2 separate regions of the Homo sapiens genome follow, and region 2 is linked to region 1. Evidence: chromatin loops called from intact Hi-C (ENCODE). Cell type or tissue: PC-9. All regions are shown on one strand. Links, peaks and the distances in the headings refer to the core of each region. The heading gives the core; the rest is flanking DNA.

Evidence for each region. Peaks named below come from ENCODE experiments on the same cell type or tissue, not always from the same donor. Only the 100,000 strongest peaks of a DNase experiment are listed, where the experiment ranks them.
Region 2: a loop joins it to region 1, with 4 times the contacts of the local background. A loop is called at or near these places in 10 of 110 quality-filtered maps.

The regions. Positions count from the first base shown.
Region 1 is chr5:1,008,043-1,016,366 of GRCh38, reverse strand. NKD2 (NKD inhibitor of Wnt signaling pathway 2) reads right to left here and starts at 7,565. Exons shown (of 10, transcript NM_033120.4): 1 at 7,285-7,565; 2 at 7,153-7,188; 3 at 6,807-6,886. The coding sequence starts at 7,309. RefSeq lists enhancers at 7,538-8,303, 8,304-8,324. In PC-9, for the core only: CTCF peaks have their summits at 4,830, 5,038 (motif pointing right) and 7,718; no DNase peak of the experiment used is centred there; H3K27me3 peaks cover 6,721 bases.
Region 2 is chr5:1,156,888-1,165,211 of GRCh38, reverse strand. No RefSeq gene overlaps it. Among named protein-coding and RNA genes, the nearest start is that of TERLR1, 18 kb to the left of the region's middle. In PC-9, for the core only: no CTCF peak of the experiment used is centred there; a DNase peak (open chromatin) is centred at 3,841; H3K27me3 peaks cover 480 bases.

The DNA of each region.
Region 1 (8,324 bases), core at 190-8,189:
AACAGACCCAATTTGTTTCACGCCAGCGTGAAAGGCTGCCAAAGGGTGCCCTGCCAAGTATTTGCCAACATGAAAGCAGATTAAAGCTCCCATCAGCCAGCATGGGTGCAGCTCGCCGTGAGAGCGGATCGGGGTCTCTGCAAGGCTCCTGTCCCAGCAGGTCCAGGCTTCGCAGTCCAGAGGCGGCAGCCAGGTCAGCACCGTGTGTCCCTCCAGGCCAGCACCACGAGCTCCGCCCCACGCTGGGGAAGTGTCCGGTGTGGGGGGGGATCCTGCTACCTGGGCAGACCCCTCTCACACACCGCGCCTTCTGCTCCCCATGGTTCCGGCGTTAACCCAGCAGCCCCACAGGAAGGGCTCCTTCCGCACCTCCAGGGACAGCTGACGGTCATGATCTGTGACAGACGACGGCTCAGAAGGTGGCAGAGACTGAAAGCTCTGGAGCCCTTGGAACTGATTAGGGGTCCTGGGCTCGGGACCCCTCCCCATGTTCAGGAAGGCAAGTCCAACAGGAGAGGGGCCACGGCTGGTAAGACCTGTGAGAGGACGGAGCCACAGGAACCCTCCAGCATGAATGCCCCAGGACGCAGCACAGGCCCCCTCGGGTTCCACACATGGACAGGCCGATCTGCAGTCCTGCTGGGAGCAGCCCACCCTGAAATGCTGGCGGCAGCATGTGCGGGCAGGACCGCCTCTAAATGCTGACCTCACCCCAGCAGTGGCTCCTGCTTCCTCCTGCTTCCTGATGCTCCTGAGGCTTCCCCAACTCCCTAGGGGTGTCATAGGCCTTTCGTCATAACCCAGGGAGTTTCTGATGCAGGCATCTGTCTGAGAGCCCTGCAGGAAGGACATAGGGCTCAGCCTTCAGAGCTCCAGGGACCCAGTGATCTGGCAGGTAGCTGTCTACAAATTCTGGGGTAGGCTGGGCAACTCCAAATTCAGGTGTGTCTGGCTTCAAGAACTACCGCTTCCGTAAAGTGTGGCTTTGCCAACTCAAGAACAGCAGCCAGGAGGCCAGAGGCTTCCTCTCTACAGGAAGGACGGTGGACCCCACTCCCACCCACTGGCCTCTGCTCCCACCACACCTGGCCACGCCAGGGAGGCTGTGGGCACTGCCAACCAGTGAGAGCTTGCTGACAGCTCAGATGACTGTGCAGTACGAATCAGGCCCACAGCATCTTGGCACAAGCTCACGGACTCACGCACCCCTCTGGCTTGCAGCACCCCGGCACTTGGGGCAAAAGGCCAGGAAGGGGCCCGGCCACACCTGGCTGCTCTCCAGGTGGCCCTCGCTGCCTGGCCTTATGGAGCGTGGAGCTGTCCCTTTTGTCTTTCCTCACAGGACCACAAGGGGAAGCAGGTGGCCCAGGCACGAGGGATGTGGCCAGGCTGTGAGTGGCAGCACCGGGTCCGAAGCCGGGTCCAGAGGCTGTCAAGCCACCATGCAAGCCGCCTCTGCTAACGATGGGATGACAGAAACCTGGTGCTGGCGAGGGGGCCACACGTAACACGGCCATATGGTGGCTCCCAACTATGGTCTTTGACTAGGACTTCATTCACAGCCTCTGTCGGGGCTGACCAAGTGGGTATCCCTTGGCCGCAAAGCGGGGGTGGAGGACAGGAGCCCTTGGCCCAGACTCCTGGCTTCCTGAGAAATAGAAAGAGCCGAACCCCCAACCCTAGCCTAGACAGGACAGTGGCAAGGTGTGTGTTTCCCCCAGTCGGGGCCTGGACCTGGGGTGGCCATGGACTTACTGCCAGCTCTGAACAAGCGGTGCCCACCCAGGGGCAAAGGAGAGCCAGCCACTCCTACAAGGCAGATGAAACTGCATTTCCAATCTCACCATCACCTTGCTGCTCACACGGGAGGCATGCACAGCAGGGGCCCAGGGCACCGAAGGGCACTCGTGGATGGGTACTCGAGACGGCCCTGCCCTTTCTGGCACAACTGCCTTGGCCGGCACCAGCCACAGTTCCCGCGGCTCCCAGGAGTCGCGTGTGCGTCTGATGGACCCCCAACACCCTAATGCAGGCATACGGCGGCCCAAAGCTGCAGGGCTGATGATTGGTTTCCGAGGATTGCAAACCAGCCTGGGTTTTTTAAGAAAAGGAAAGATGTAAGCTCTTTAGCCAAAACAAGATGAAAACCTCAAAGGAATTCAAATTACTCAGCCACAAGTAGGAAGGAAGGAGGACGGAGCAGCACCAGGCTTCCCATGGTGGTTCAGCCCACTGAGGAGAACAGGGTGCAGCCACCTGTCTTCTTTCACCTGCAGAAATCTAAAACTTCAGCTCATTCAGCAGCAAAATGGGCAGTTTTAGCTTCAGGAAGCTGTTTTGGAAGTCCAGGGGTGACAGCTGCCCCAGATGGCCTCGTCTGTGAAACCCCCAACTCTAGCCCAAGGCCCTGTGGCAGGGACGCTCTGTGCTCCAGGGCCTCCATCCAGACACCTGCCTGGTCCATGTGCAGGGCTTCTCAGGATGCACTTCACAGACACAGGGGCCGACACTGAGAATGCACATCTGCACTGTCCAGGTACAGTGACCCGAGCGGGCAGGACCACGCCACTGGCCAGCCTCCGGCCTCCACCATGGGCAACACAGATCCACTGGCCCAACCTCATGGCCAGGCACCGGCAGCAGCCTCTCCCAGTCAGCACGCTCTCCCAGTCAGCACCCCAGAGCCCCTGCTGCAGGACAGGGGATGCCTGCGGCTTGGTGGAGAGCTTGGGCGCACACACAGCCCTCAGTGGGCCCAAGGCCCAGGCTGGCACAGAAACTACATACATGGTATCCAACCCGTCCTATGGCTCTCAGGTGCTGGGCATCAGGTGTCATGCCCAGAGGTGACCTCGACGCCTCCCACAAGGGGGGATGACCAGGTGGCCTGGCAACTCCCTTCGGTTCCCTCTGTGCCTGAGCCTCTGTGCATGTCTGTGCTGGCCTCGCCACATGGCTGGGCCACATCCCAGGGTAGGAACACGGCTGCCTGTATCCAAGGGCCAGGCACACAGAGGGCACCAAAAAGAAAGCAAAGGGCAGCCATGACACACTGCAGCTGCCGCCGGCTCTGACACAAAGCCCCACATGGGCCTCAGCTCCATGAGGACACAGGGTCCCGGAACATGAGTCACAGAAGACAGAAGGTTGGCCCTCAGAGTCTGTGCTGGAGGCATCCCCAGGCACCCCTGCTCCCTTTGGAAGCTGCCATTCTCCTGGACATCTTGGAGTGGCTTGCACCCCCAAATGCAGAGCTGGGTGGACTGGGCACCCACAACCTCTCCTTCTGTGTGGCACGTGGCCGAGCACCAAGCAGAGTATGGTCCACACTGCCTTGTCTCTGGGCGCACGTGCACTGGCCCGAGTCTCTCCTGCAAATGTGTATCTTGCCCCCACCCTGCATCTCTGTGTTGATGCGGTAGCGTCCAGACTGTGCTTGAAGCCATGAAGAATTTTCCAGGATCTTCTACAAGAAACTGCTCCCACTGACCAAGAACTGGGCATCCCACTGCCACATCCAGCTCTCTGGACCCACAGAGGACAGGTGAGCGCTGGCTCCTGGGTGGCCAGGAGGGGCAGGGAAGGGGCAGGGAAGGGGCAGCCCCACCCCTGCCTCTGGGGGAAGGCCAGCTGCAGGCATATGAGCCTCTGGGGCACTGTGGCTGGTTCCAGTCGGAAGGCGTCAAGCCATGTAGTGGGGCTGAGCCCAGTTCCCGTGAGCAAGGCCATGCTGAGGGCAGATGGAGTTTGCTGCTGGAAGCCAGAGGCCAGTGCAGGTGAAGGCCTGGGCCCTGGCCTGGAGCTCAGCCCTGGACAGAGCCAGCAGGTCTTACGACTGTGGTCCTCCTGGCTCCCTTCCAGGAAACATGTACCATGTTGGCACACTCAGAAGGGCCGTGGCATGGGGATGGGACTGGCGAGTGCCTCCTGTAAGCTGGGACCTGCCCTAGACGGGCCACTCAGAGCCGTGCCTGCTGCCTCCTGCAGATGTGGGCAAGAGCCCCCCGTGCAGGCCAGGGCCACGGCCTCCTCCACGCACTGGCTGGTCTGTCACGAGTGTTCGCTACAATGCTGCCTCTGGAGTTAGCCCCAGCGCACCCTTCCTCAGCACTACTTCATGGAAGCCTGTGCTCCATTCACAACAACATTCCAGTTAACAGTGACTCTTGTCTTCAGAACCATTTTCCGCCAGCCTCAGGGAGCGCTGTAGAAATTAAAGCTAGTCTCGCAGACCAGATGGTGAGGGTGAGTGTGCAGGGGCAGCCTGTTCCCAGGCCTGAAGCCATCCTCCCTGCAGTCACTACCACTTGGAAAAACAGCCACACAAGTGCACTGCCACCATGGCACCACTCCTCACCCACGCACATCCCCAGGGACTCCGGATCCCTCACAATCCACTCTCCAGACCTTCACGGCACCGTCACCAGTGATCCCATGGCCCTAGCCCTTCAGGGACACTCGGTGATGAAGCCGTGCGGGTCCCGCCAAAAGCAAAGTGTGGCGCTCCGCAGAGTCGCCAGGGAGAGCCACGTCGGGGGTGCAGAGACACACCTGTCTGGGAAAGTGCTGCTGTTGGTGTTTTCAGACACGTACAGAGGCAGGAGCCAGCATTGCTCACAGGGAATTAATAATAGCCAATCTCATTTGTGTTATTTTGGGGGCTGGGGAGAGAGGGTAGGTCGGAGGTCTTGGCTCTTAGTGCGCCCAATCTCCACAGGGTTCTCTGCCACCGTTCTGTGGCACCCAGGATGCCTCGCACGGAACCAGGAGGTGGACTTTGGAGAAGGGAAGGAGTGAGTCCCCTCGCTGGCCCCAGCCAGGCATCACAAGGGGTGCCCTGGGTGACCCAGGACTGGCCCTCCTCAGTGGATACCACCTGGGAGGACAAGGACGATGGGCGAGGCTCTGGACAACACAAAAGAAGAAGGTGAGAGCCAGAGGGACACTTCGCTGTGGTGGCCTGCGACTCTCCTGGACGTCAGTAGGATCTGTCGCAGGGGGAACAGCTGCCAGGTGAGAGGAACAGCAATGTGGCAGGGAGGGCACTTGGCCAGGTGAGGGCGCACCTGGGCCCTGGGGTCTCCATGCCAGGTGGGAGGAGTCATGGCCAGAGGCGGAAAATACAGAAAGGCAGCACTTTTGTCTGAAAGCTGAAATGTATTTAATTCACAGGACAGCCTTTGATTCTGAGTTTGTTCATTTTAACTTAGAAAGGAGTTTTCTTTCATGAAATGATGGCAAAATTAGAAGGTAACAATCCAAGCAAGCCCCAATTCCCAAGCTATTCTCTAAAGAAAATGTCCCAGTGTAGAGTGGCAGGTCTAAACGCCCACGAGCAGCCCTCACGCTGACATCGTAGTCACATGAGGAGCACCTGCATTTTCCAGAGCGCACTGGCCTTGCCCCATGGCCCTGGGAGCTGCACTTCATGGTGAGGGCGCTGGCTCAGGGATTTTAAGGTTCATGGTGCAGCGCCTCCCAGGGAGAAGGCTCCAGGCCAGTGGGCCAATGGACAGGGGCCGGCCAAAGCCCTGACCACGAGAGAGGTGAACGCCCGCCCACCCCAGGTGCTCACATCACTGACTAATCATACCAGGAGCACCTGGCTGCTAAGTGGCACCATCCACTCACCAGCAAGCCCCTGTGCAAATGTAACTGGCAGAGAGAGCCAGATTGGGGCGGGGACAGCTCCCTGGATGACCTCACCCTGGTCTCCCTGTCCCGGATAGAGGCTCACAGGACCACCCAACTTACTGTACCTTACAGCGTGCTTCCCACCATCACAGGCGTTAGATGGTCACTCTCAGGAAGCACCAATCCTAACTCTATTGCATGTTAATTTCCAAGCAGACCTAAGCCCCTTCTCAAGACAGAGCTGCAGAAAATGTCTCCAAACACACCCAGAACTTTTTTTAATCAACTGCCAGAACAATGTCTTTCCAAAAAGGAAACTGATTGCGTGACCCGGCATGTTCTGTGTCTGGGGACCTCTGGGGACAGTGGGGGAGGAAGCAAGGGGCAAGTGTGGGCCTGGCCACCTGGTGGGGCTGTCTGCACCGATACAGTTCACACTGACACTGATGACCATCAAATGTTAGCTTTCTCACGCTCAGCAAACATGCAGGTCTAATTTACCCCAGGCCCTTCCAGGGCCCCAGACCTGGACAGTTCTCTGCTCCTGGACATAGCACCTTCCTCACCCACCCTCAGGGCCGCCTGGCTCTTGAGCCAGCCTTGCAGTCTCTGCAGCCTTGCCACAGCTGTGCAGATGTCCCTCTGTCTCCTGAGCCTCTAGCAGGCCTGTGGTCACCCCTCCCAGAGATGGGAGGCACCGAGGCCTCTGACTCTGGCCATGTTTGCTGATTGAGCACTGAGGCTATGACCAGTGATGCCCCAGGTCTGTAGCTCCCACCCCTCCTCCAACTCCTCCAGCTCATCCAGCCGGGGTACTGCATTCCCGCTCCCCGGGACCCCCAGCCCGGGACGTCTAGGTCCAGCCCCTCCCACTCGCCCAGCTCCTCCAGCCCGAAACATGGAGCCCCCACACGGCTCCCAGCCTAGGACAAGGAATTCCGATTCCCCTACCCGCCACTCAGCATGGGACACTAGCAAGGGCTCGCCCCACGGGAGCCCCAGACGTCGTGGAGGCTGGGGAGAGACTGGCTCTCCTGGCCCCCGGTCACTCGTGCGGCCATGGCGGCCCACGTCTCGCCTGTCCGCGGGCGGGCACCAGGAACAGCTCTGACACCGCTCCCCGCCCCCGGGCGGGTGCGCAGCGCGACCCCAGCCTCCGCCCCGCCGCCTACCTGCTTGTCCCGCGCGCGCCGCTCCGCTTCCTCCGCGCCTTTGCGGCCGCTCGCGTACGCGGACGCCACGAAGCTGTCCCCTGCGGTCCGGGGGCGGACGCGCGGGAAACCCGCACCGAGGAGGGAAAGAGACGCGCCGTGAGCCCCGCGGGCGCTGCGCCTTCGCTGTGTCCCCATCGCCTGGAGACCGCGCAGGGGCAGGCGTGGGGGTCCCGCGCGCTCCTGGAGACCCGCGGCCCCGTCCCCCCACTGCTGGCTCCAGGGCAGGACGCGCGCGGGCTCCTAGCTCTGAGGGTCCCGGGCCGGGTCGCCGCCCCCCGCCCCGCCCGTCGGCTCGCCCGCTCACCTTCCGGGCTCTCTCTCCGCTTGCGGGCGGCGGCGGCTGCGGCACGGCGGGACGCGGGGAGAGGAAAACGACAGTGAGAGGCGGCCCCACGCCCGCCCGCCCGCCCTCCCGCCCTACCGGCCCGCGGCTCACCGTGCTTCGACTGCAGTTTCCCCATCGCCGCCGCCACGCCCCGCCGGGCCCCGCGCTCAGGTGCAGGGCTGAGTTCTGAAGCCGGGGCCGGGAGCCCGCGGGGGCCGCATGGGCCGGGAGCAAGCTAGGGTGCCGGTAGGAGGTGAGGGAAGATGGCTCCACGCCGCGCGGGGGCCGGGGGAGCCAGGGGGCGCCAGGTACGGCCGCGGGGCGGAGGTGGGGGGCCACCGGGCGCAGGGCGCGGGGACAGCGGCGGCAGCGACGGCGGCCCGGCTCCCTCTGAGCGCGTGCGCCCGCGCCGGGGCTTTAACCGCGGCCCCCGCAGCGCCCCCGGCGGCCGCTGCCCGCAGCGCATCGGCCTCGACCCCCGTTCCCAGCCTGGAGCCCCACCAGCGATGAGGACCCGGCCCGGCCACCTGTGGGGGCGGTCAGGTGCTGCAGCGGAGCCTGGCGGGAGTCAGCTCCGACCCCTCACCAGGCCGTCCTGGGTCAAGGGATCCCCAATTCCAGAGGAGCCTGAGGGCACCTCCCTTTGAAAGGGAGGACCCGCCTCCCTTGGCTGCTGGAGAGGGGGTGGGGGTGTGGGCAGCCCAAAGGGGGGTGGTATCCGGCAGGACTAGATCCCCGCCCTCTCCTGGCGCTCCAAATTGATGAAGAACCAGCGTTGGCCCCCCCCGGCCCCGGCTGGAAGGGCCCTGCACCCCCTCACTTTGTCCTTGGTTTGAGCAGGGTCTCCTCCGACCTGTGCCTTGAGGGTGTTGGAGCCTCCCAGGAGCCCCAAGCCTGGCCACCTGCGCTGCCTCCTCCACGTGTCCAACTCAGTGGCTTCAGCTGCTACCTCCCTGGCCTCATCTCAAGCTCCTCCAGCTGGCTCTGGAGACCCGTCCCTCAGTACCCTTCACTGGACCCCCTCTCTGCCTCCTACCCTGCTGGGTACCTCAGGGCTCTCTTCCTTATTTACCTTCAGAGGAACCTTCTTCCCTCACTTCCTCCTGGAACCCTAACTTGCTCCTGTTTCTGGGACATTTCTCCCTTCCCTA
Region 2 (8,324 bases), core at 139-8,138, 150 kb before region 1:
GCTTCCTTCCTCCTTGCTCAGTGTCTGCGCTTGTGTCTGGAAAGGGCGTGAAGCAGAGGTTGTGACATTGGCCCCAGACACTCCCTCCGAGAGCCCTGTGCCCTCCCTGACCTTCATGGGCCTCTCGTCTGGGAGACACAATGTTATCTGATTGAGGAGGACTCCCCACTCCGCATCACTGCCCTCCTCCCACAGAGACACAGGGTGTCCTGCAGGGAGAAAAAGGGCCCAGCCGACTGGCTCTGCACGAAAAGTACCCTCTGGAGACGGATTTATCCGTGTGCTGGCTGTTCATGCAGCTAGAACATGTGGTCTCTGAGGCCAGCACGGGGAGCGCAAGGGACACGGGGAGCTCAAGGGACACGGGGCCACACTCCCCCCAGCGCTGGTGGCTTCATTTCAGCAAATTAGGAGCAAAAGCTTCTCAGTCAATCAGGGTGGGCCCCTGGAGGAGGTGGTGGGGTCACAAAGGTGGAGCAGCTGGCTGTGTGTGTCGGTATTTCTGTGTGTGTGTCGGTGTGTGTGTCTCCATATCTGTGTGTCTGTGTATGTCTGTGTGTATCTGTGTCTATTTCTGTGTGTATCTGTGTGTGTCTCCATATTTGTGTGTCTCCATCTGTGTCTCTGTGTATCTGCATGTCTGTGTGTATTTCTGTGTATATCTCTGTGTGTGTTTATCTGTGTGCATCTGTGTCTATGTTTGTGTGTGCACAGATCCACACTGTGAGATGAGAGTCCAGGGTGCTATGTGTCTGGTCCTGGTGGCCCAAGGGGGGCACCTGATGTCCCTGTGGATGTGACTTCCCCGGGCCTGAGTCTGTCCCCCAGTCTTTCGGACTCCCATGACCCTCAAGTGAGCCCACACCATCCTTCCCACCCACTGCCGCTTACCAGGCTGAATCCTTGGTGGGCCACAGCCCCCACCACCCGCGTGCAGCAGTGCCCAGGCCACTCACGAGGGAGACAGAGCTCACGGGCATCTGCAACCCCCTGCACTTGAGGGTCACAGGCTCCTCCTTGGGAGGCACCTCAGCGGGGCTTGGGCCAGCGTACCCCGAGCGCCTCTCGCTGGAACAGGCTGAGGCAGCCTAGAAACCCAACCTCGATGGGGAGCCCGGGGCCCACAGGGCCGCAGGATCAGGTCGCAGTGCTGGGCCAGGCCATGGGTCAGATCGCCAAGTTTCCATGTTTGCAAGTTTCAAGTGGGGCAGGTCTCACCGTGGGGAGGGGCCCGTGGGCAAGGACTGGCCCAGTGACCTTTTGGCATCAGGCAGGGCTGCAGGCCAGGAAGGCAGGCCAGGCCCACCATGGGGGTTTCTGAGCACCCTGACCCTGGGGGTACCCCAAGACTGATCTTTCAGCCCAAATCCAGGAGACCCATCTGGGATGTCACCCCTGACCCCACAGCACTGGGCACAGCTGCTCAATGAGCCAAGGTAAGAACCAGGACCATGTGCCCCTGATTGGCTACTGGAACTGGGCCGTGGACCCCACGACTGTGGTTCAGTGTCCCCATACCCCTGCCACGGCCCAGGGGAGACCACCACCCTGACCAGACCACCTTGCCTGCTCCACAGAAAAACGCGTCCAGAAATGTTACGGTTCCCTCAACCCTCAGCCCGTGACCGGCCCCCACACCTGGCTAGCCAGACCCTTGTATCGCACCTAAACTGAGCGCTGCAGGGGCCGGCCCTGGAGATGGCTCAGACCTCTGCCCCCAGGAAGTCCCCAAGGGGCAGGAGCACAGCCACCCTCCCAGTGGGGAGCCCCAGAGCTTACTGCAGAGCACAGGAGTGGGAATGGGAGGTTATAGAGACACTCTGAGGCCACCGAGAGCCCCTCCAGCACTCAAGGCCTTCCTGGCGCCCAGCCCAGCACCAAGCTGACAGCTCCAGCCGCTCACCGGCTTGCTGGGCCTAAATTCCCCTCCTCTTCTTCCTAGCAAGGTGACCGACGGCTGTGGCCCTTGGTTTGCTCCTCTATAAAATGGGGACAGCCATGGCCTCTCCCCCAGTGCTGCCATGGGAAGAAAAGAAGTTCTTACAATAAGCCCTTAGCTGCCTCCTGACAGGTGGCAAACACACCCCTTGTGCTGAGCTCATTGTTAAAGAAAGAAAGAAACAGATATCAAAAAGAAAAGAGTCTAGTGACAGGAGGGAATGTTTCGGAGGGAAGAAAAATCATTGAATCCGGCCAGTCAAAAGCCAAGTTTCTTCCTCAAGAAAAGCAGAAGTTGCCTTCGTTGGCATCCTCACTAGGCTGGGGCAGGCGCCAGCTCTCAGCCCCTGTCCCTGAACAGAACCTGCTGCCAGGTGGAGGCTGCACCCAAAAGCCAGGCCCCTGAACGTCTGGATGTTACGTTTCCGCTCTGTTCAGAGTCCCCTAGAGCCCAAATTCTACCCTAGGCCCAACCCTGTGCACATCACCCACCCTTTGCACGTCACCCACCCTGCAAAATCCCAAGGGCAGCCGCACCTTAGACACGGATTCCTTAGTCTGAGAGAGGACACACCCACCCCCCACCCCCAGGGCCTCGAAGGGCATCCTCAGATGCAGGAGGCACATGACAAATGCAGGGGTGACTAGGGGAGGGTGGCTTGGTTTCTGCTGCCCGGGAGCTTCCTCTCATCCTGTTCCAGTGGGTGGCCGCGTGGCCAGTGCTGGGTCAGCTGCCTGTCCCGTCACGGGACCCCTCGGGGTCACGGTGGCCTCAGGAGGACTGGCCGTAGGAACATGGCGAGGACACATCCTCGGGCCACGGGCAGCTGGCTTTGCTGACGTGGGGTGGGCGGCTGGCCGGCCACCAACCAGTGAGTGGGCAGGGGTCTCGGCCAGAGTGAGCGCTGGAATGGGGCTGGAGGAAGGTTCTAGAAGCAGAGAGGGTACTGGAAGAAAATGAACTCTGCTTTGGGTCATCTGCAGACCCCGGGAAGCTCCTGCTGTGGCCTTGCGTGCACAGAAAGCTGGGAGCCCCTGTGTCCGCACGGTGAGGGCGCCCCAGCTGGATGCACCTTCTGGAGCAGTGGGGATGCAGGATCCTCCCCCTCGGCTTCTGTTGTGACTTGCTCCCTGGCTGCTGTCCAGTAGCCGGGCACATGTCCAGCACCCTCCGTCGCTGGGCACTGCACATCCCAGCCACAGCCTCACCCCAACCCCTCCCGTAGCTCCTCCCTCGGCTGGGGGCCAGCAACACAAGGCCGGGCTGCCCAGCTTAGCCTGAACGTGACCTCCGTGGACGGGCAACGGCTGGGGCCCTGGAGCAGCTCCTACTCCTATAGGTCTGCCGCAGGTCCCCCACTGGCCTGGCCCTGGTGAGGGTGATCCCAGACCTGGCTGAGGGTCGGCAGATGCCCGGCCCTGCGGCGGCCGCCCCCAGCAAGGGGCTGTGCCCTGTAGCTGCGCCTTTCCTTAGGTAGCGCTGTCTCCACGGCACCCTCAACCCTGGGCCTTTGTCTCCAGGAAACGCCACTGAGCTAGCTGCTCACAAAGGGCAAATCGTGGACCAACAGACCACGCGGGAGTAGAGAGCTGAATGGGACACTTTATTTCAGCAGGCGAAGTAGCACCTTTGCAAACAAGCTGCAGAGCACCAAGGGGGAGTTTCAGGAAGCGCCTGGGCTGGAGGACACAGTGGGTGTGCACCTGGCAGCTGGAGTTACAAAGCGAGCCTGTTGTCTCTCCCACCACAGAACCTGCCCAGAGGGAGGGCCCAGCCCACAGAACCAGGGAGCAGTCTCACGCCCAGCACCGTGGGCCATGGAACAGGCTGCGGGGAGGGAGCTGGGCCACCTTCGCCTGGTCCTGGAAGTCAGGAACAAGAGCAGCATTCACAGAGGACAGGGTGTGCAGAGAATTCCCCTGCGCTGAGTCATCTCAACCTTGAGCCCGTCCTGGGGCGGAGGCACCATTGTTCTCCCAACTTCGGATGTGAGGAGGCTGAGGCCCTGGGAGGATTTACCTCGGCAAGGGGGTGCAGGACAAGTGCATCAGTCTGCTGTTGGGTCAGTAACACTGCGTAACAAGTCGAGCTGCAGTTACTTATCCCTGCTCACTGTCAGGGCCAGCTGGTCTAGGCTTATCGGCCCTTCTGGGCCGTGCTCTGGGCTGAGACCTCTCTCCAGGTCTCTCACCCTCCAGGGGCCGGCAGCCTTACCTGGGATGTGTTTCTTTTCTTTTCTTCTTTTTTTTTTGAGACGGAGTCTCGCTCTGTCACCCAGGCTGGAGTGCAGTGGCGCAATCTCGGCTCACTGCAAGCTCTGCCTCCTGGGTTCACGCCATTCTCCTGGCTCAGCCTCCTGAGTAGCTGGGACTACAGGTGCCCGCCACCACGCCCGGCTAATTTTTTGTATTTTTGGTAGAGGCGGGGTTTCACTGTTTTAGCCAGGATGGTCTCGATCTCCTGACCTTGTGATCCGCCCGCCTCGGCCTCCCAAAGTGCTGGGATTACAGGCGTGAGCCATCGCGCCTGGCCCCTGGGGTGTGTTTCTTACAGTGACAGCAGAGGCCAAGCCCAGCCTGCTTGAAATCCATTATTGATCCACTGTTGATCCAGAGCAGAGCATGCTTGTGTCCTCGGAGGGGTGGAGGGGGAAGAGAGCAGGTGTTTGCTGAACAATAATCCAAGTACCCCCCATGATCTCGAGGCAGAGGGAATGGAACCCAGCCCCCAGCAGCAGTGTCGCTGTGGCGCTGTGGTGGCACCCTGCCTGCTCTCCCACCACCCTTCAGCAGCTCCTCTCCAAAGTCTGCCCCTCCAGGACCCCGTCACGGGGTAGGGGGAGGAGGCGTCCCATCGTCCAACGTACAGTTCAGTAAATGGTGGGGAGAAAGGGTTAACATCCTCTCTCCTGCCCCTTGCCTCCACCCATCTCTGTCTCTCTCTCTCTCTCTCCCTTCCTGTCTCTCTCTGTCTCTCCCTCCCTCTCTCTGTCTCTGTCTTTCTGTCTCTATCACTCATCCTGTGTCTTCTCTCTGTCTGTTTTTCTCCCTCCCTCTCTCTGTCCCTCCCTCTCTCTGTCTCCATCTTTCTCTGTCTCTATCACTCTCCCTGTCTCTCTCCCTCCCTCTCTGTGTCTCTCTCTCCCTCTCTTTCTCTGTCTCTGTCTCTGCTCCCCACTGCACTTCCATCACTCCTCACTCCCAAAGGCTCTCCCGTTCCCTGGTCACCTACCTTGTTGAGGCTCCCCCAGGAGGGCCTCCAGGTCTGTGGTGAGACCCCAGGGATCTGACAGCAGGTGGGAGTGAAGTCATGGGAGCCCAGGTGCGGGTGACCCCTGGAGGTGACCCCTGAGTCCCTCTGACCTGGCTGCAGAATGAAGGCGGAGGTGCCTGCATGGGGCCAGACCACCCTCCTGGCCCTTGCAGTCAGTCCCCCACAGAACTTGCAGGAAAAGTGGCGAGTCTTACTGTTTGCAGATCAGACCTCAATTTTGCAAACTGACAACTGAAAAAATTAGGGGCTATAAGTAGGTTGTTAGTCAAAGAGATTAAAGTTGTCATTACAAACAGTGGAAAACAATGACACCAAGAGGCCAAGGCTGTTTTCAGGGGAAACTGTATAAGCTTCACTGTTTTCTCCATTTAGCAAGATAAACAAAAAGCATGAAGGAGTACTCAGATCAAGATGGGAGGAAAAACCGTCTTGAAACAAGAAAGTGATAGAAGCAGAATTTAAGACCTGGAGAGGAGGATAAAGCAGGAACAGCGGTTAGCCTGTGCTCAGCCTCCTGATGTCTGCAGCCATCTCCCCACTGAGGGACGCGCGTGGCCGGTGCACCTCTCCCCTGTCCTCAGCCACTCGGCGTCCACAGCCCTTGTCCTTCTTCCCATCCACTGCTCAACGTGGAGAACTTACGGGAGCCAGGCGGCATTTTTCTGTCTTTAGCATTTCATAAAAGAACCTGGATTCTTACAACCTTTCTCTCCTGCGGAGGCGTCAGACGATCAGAGCCCGTTGGGCCTCCTGTGTCTCCAGTCCTGTCTTCGGGAGGCATTCACCACAGTCCTCCCGGGACACATGCAGCCACTGTCCACGGGAGGCCAAGGTGGGCAGTGGCCGCAGTGAGCCCCATCGTTCAGGCTGACTCAGCATGGCTAGAGGCTTCTAAGGGGCTCCAGGGCCTCCCAAATTTCTGGCAGCCTCAAACCCAGGGACAGGGTGGGCAGAGGGTGTGGCTGAATGGCAGATATTGGGGCATTTGGAAATGAAAGCTGGGGACAGGCTGCCTTTGGGGCAGGAGTCCGGAGGAGCTCTCACTTGAGGAGCCTGAACAGGGGAGGCGGAAGGCCGGGAGGTGAGAGGATCTGAGTTGTGGGACCTCCTTCCTCCTCAAGTCCGTCCCAAGCCGCCTCCGGGTCTCAGGGGAGGCGTCCAGGGTCGGCCTCATGGGGTAGAGCAAGAGGCAGCACTTCAACTCCCCAGGCGGCACAGTGCTTCCCGGAGACACCAGAACCACCCTCACTTGGGTCCAGGCCACACACTCAGTTCCACCAGCAACACAGCCCTGGATATCGCCCTGGAATTTCTAGGAAATTCCAAAACAAGAACAAAGGGGTGAAAAGAAAACAGAAGAGGTAAAAATGACAAAAAAGGACAACGATATCATTACTTACAGGTTAAAAAAATTCCTTGCACGCCGGGTGCGGTGGCTCACGCCTGTAACCCCAGCACTTTGGGAGGCCGAGGTGGGCAGATCACTTGAGGTCAGGAGTTCGAGACAAGCCTGGCCACCATGGCAAAACCCCATCTCTACTAAAATACAAAAATTAGCCGGGCGTGGTTCGCACCTGTAATCTCAGCTACTCGGGAGGCTGAGGCAGCAGAATTGCTTGAACCTGGGAGTTGGAGGTTGCAGTGAGCCAAAATCGCACCACTGCACTCCAGCCTGGGTGACTGAGCAAGACTCAGTCTCCAAAACAAAACAAAACAGAACAAAAATTCCTTGCAAAATGCGAGAGGTTGAACTGGAAATGTATTTGAATAATAGGATTTAGAGTTCTGCAAGGTAGAAGATTACAAAAGAAACACACAACAGCCAAAGGTGTTTCATCCTGTTTTTACATGTCAGTCCAGTAGTGACAAGAATGTGAATACACACACATAAATTAATGGAAAAAATGTGCAGGACCTGGGTGAAAATATTTGACACCATAAAGATGTCAGTTCTCAGCAAATTTATTTATACATTTAGTGACTTTTCAACCAAATCAGAAATGTATTTGGGGGGAACGTCCAAAAATGATTCAAAAGTTCATCTTGGAAAAAGGTGTGGGGAGGTGGGAACAGGTGTGAGAAGGTTGAGCAGGTGGGAAGAGGTGTGGACAGATGTCAGCAGGTGTGAGCCAGTGTGGGCAGGTGTGGGCAGGTGGGAACAGGTGTGAGTAGATGTGAGCAGGCTGGAACAGGTGTGGACAGATGTGTGCAGGTGTGAGCCAGTGTGGGCAGGTGTGAGCAGATGAGAACAGGTGTGAGCAGGTGTGGGCAGGTGGCACAGGAGTGAGTAGGTGTGGGCAGGCTGGAACAGGTGTGGACAGATGTGTGAAGGTGTGAGCCAGTGTGGGCAGGTGTGAGCAGATGGGAACAGGTGTGGGCAGGTGGGAACAGGTGTGAGTAGATGTGAGCAGGCTGGAACAGGTGTGGACAGATGTGTGCAGGTGTGAGCCAGCGTGGGCAGGTGGCACAGGGGTGAGTAGGTGTGAGCAGGCTGGAACAGGTGTGGACAGATGTGAGCAGGTGTGAGCCAGTGTGGGCAGGTGGGAACAGGTGTGAGTAGATGTGAGCAGGCTGGAACAGGTGTGGACATATGTGTGCAGGTATGAGCCAGTGTGGGCAGGTGTGAGCAGATGGGAACAGGTGTGGGCAGGTGGCACAGGGGTGAGTAGGTGTGAGTGGGCTGGAACAGCTGTGGACAGATGTCAGCAGGTGTGAGCCAGTGTGGGCAGGTGTGAGCAGGCATGCCTGCCGGTGCCACATGAGTGGAGGTGGGGCGATGGTGAGAGGATGTGCTGAAGAAAGGAGTTCTCATCCTCCCTGGTCTTTCCACTGGTGTTAGCTGTGCCCTTGAGACCCAGCCTCTGGTGATTTCTTATCCATAGCACCACAGACATGGGTGAGGCGTGTTTCTCAGCCTTCTGCACACGAAGGTGTGGCCACAGGACTAAGTTCTGGCTAACAGGATAAGCGAAGGTGCTATGTGCACTCCTAGGCTTCCTAGGCTGTGCTCTGCGAAGGAGTGGCTAGCTACCTTTCCCGTTTCCTCACTCTACTGCTGGGATTCAGATGTGATGGCTGGACCAGCAGCAGCCACCGTGGACGACGAGGGCAG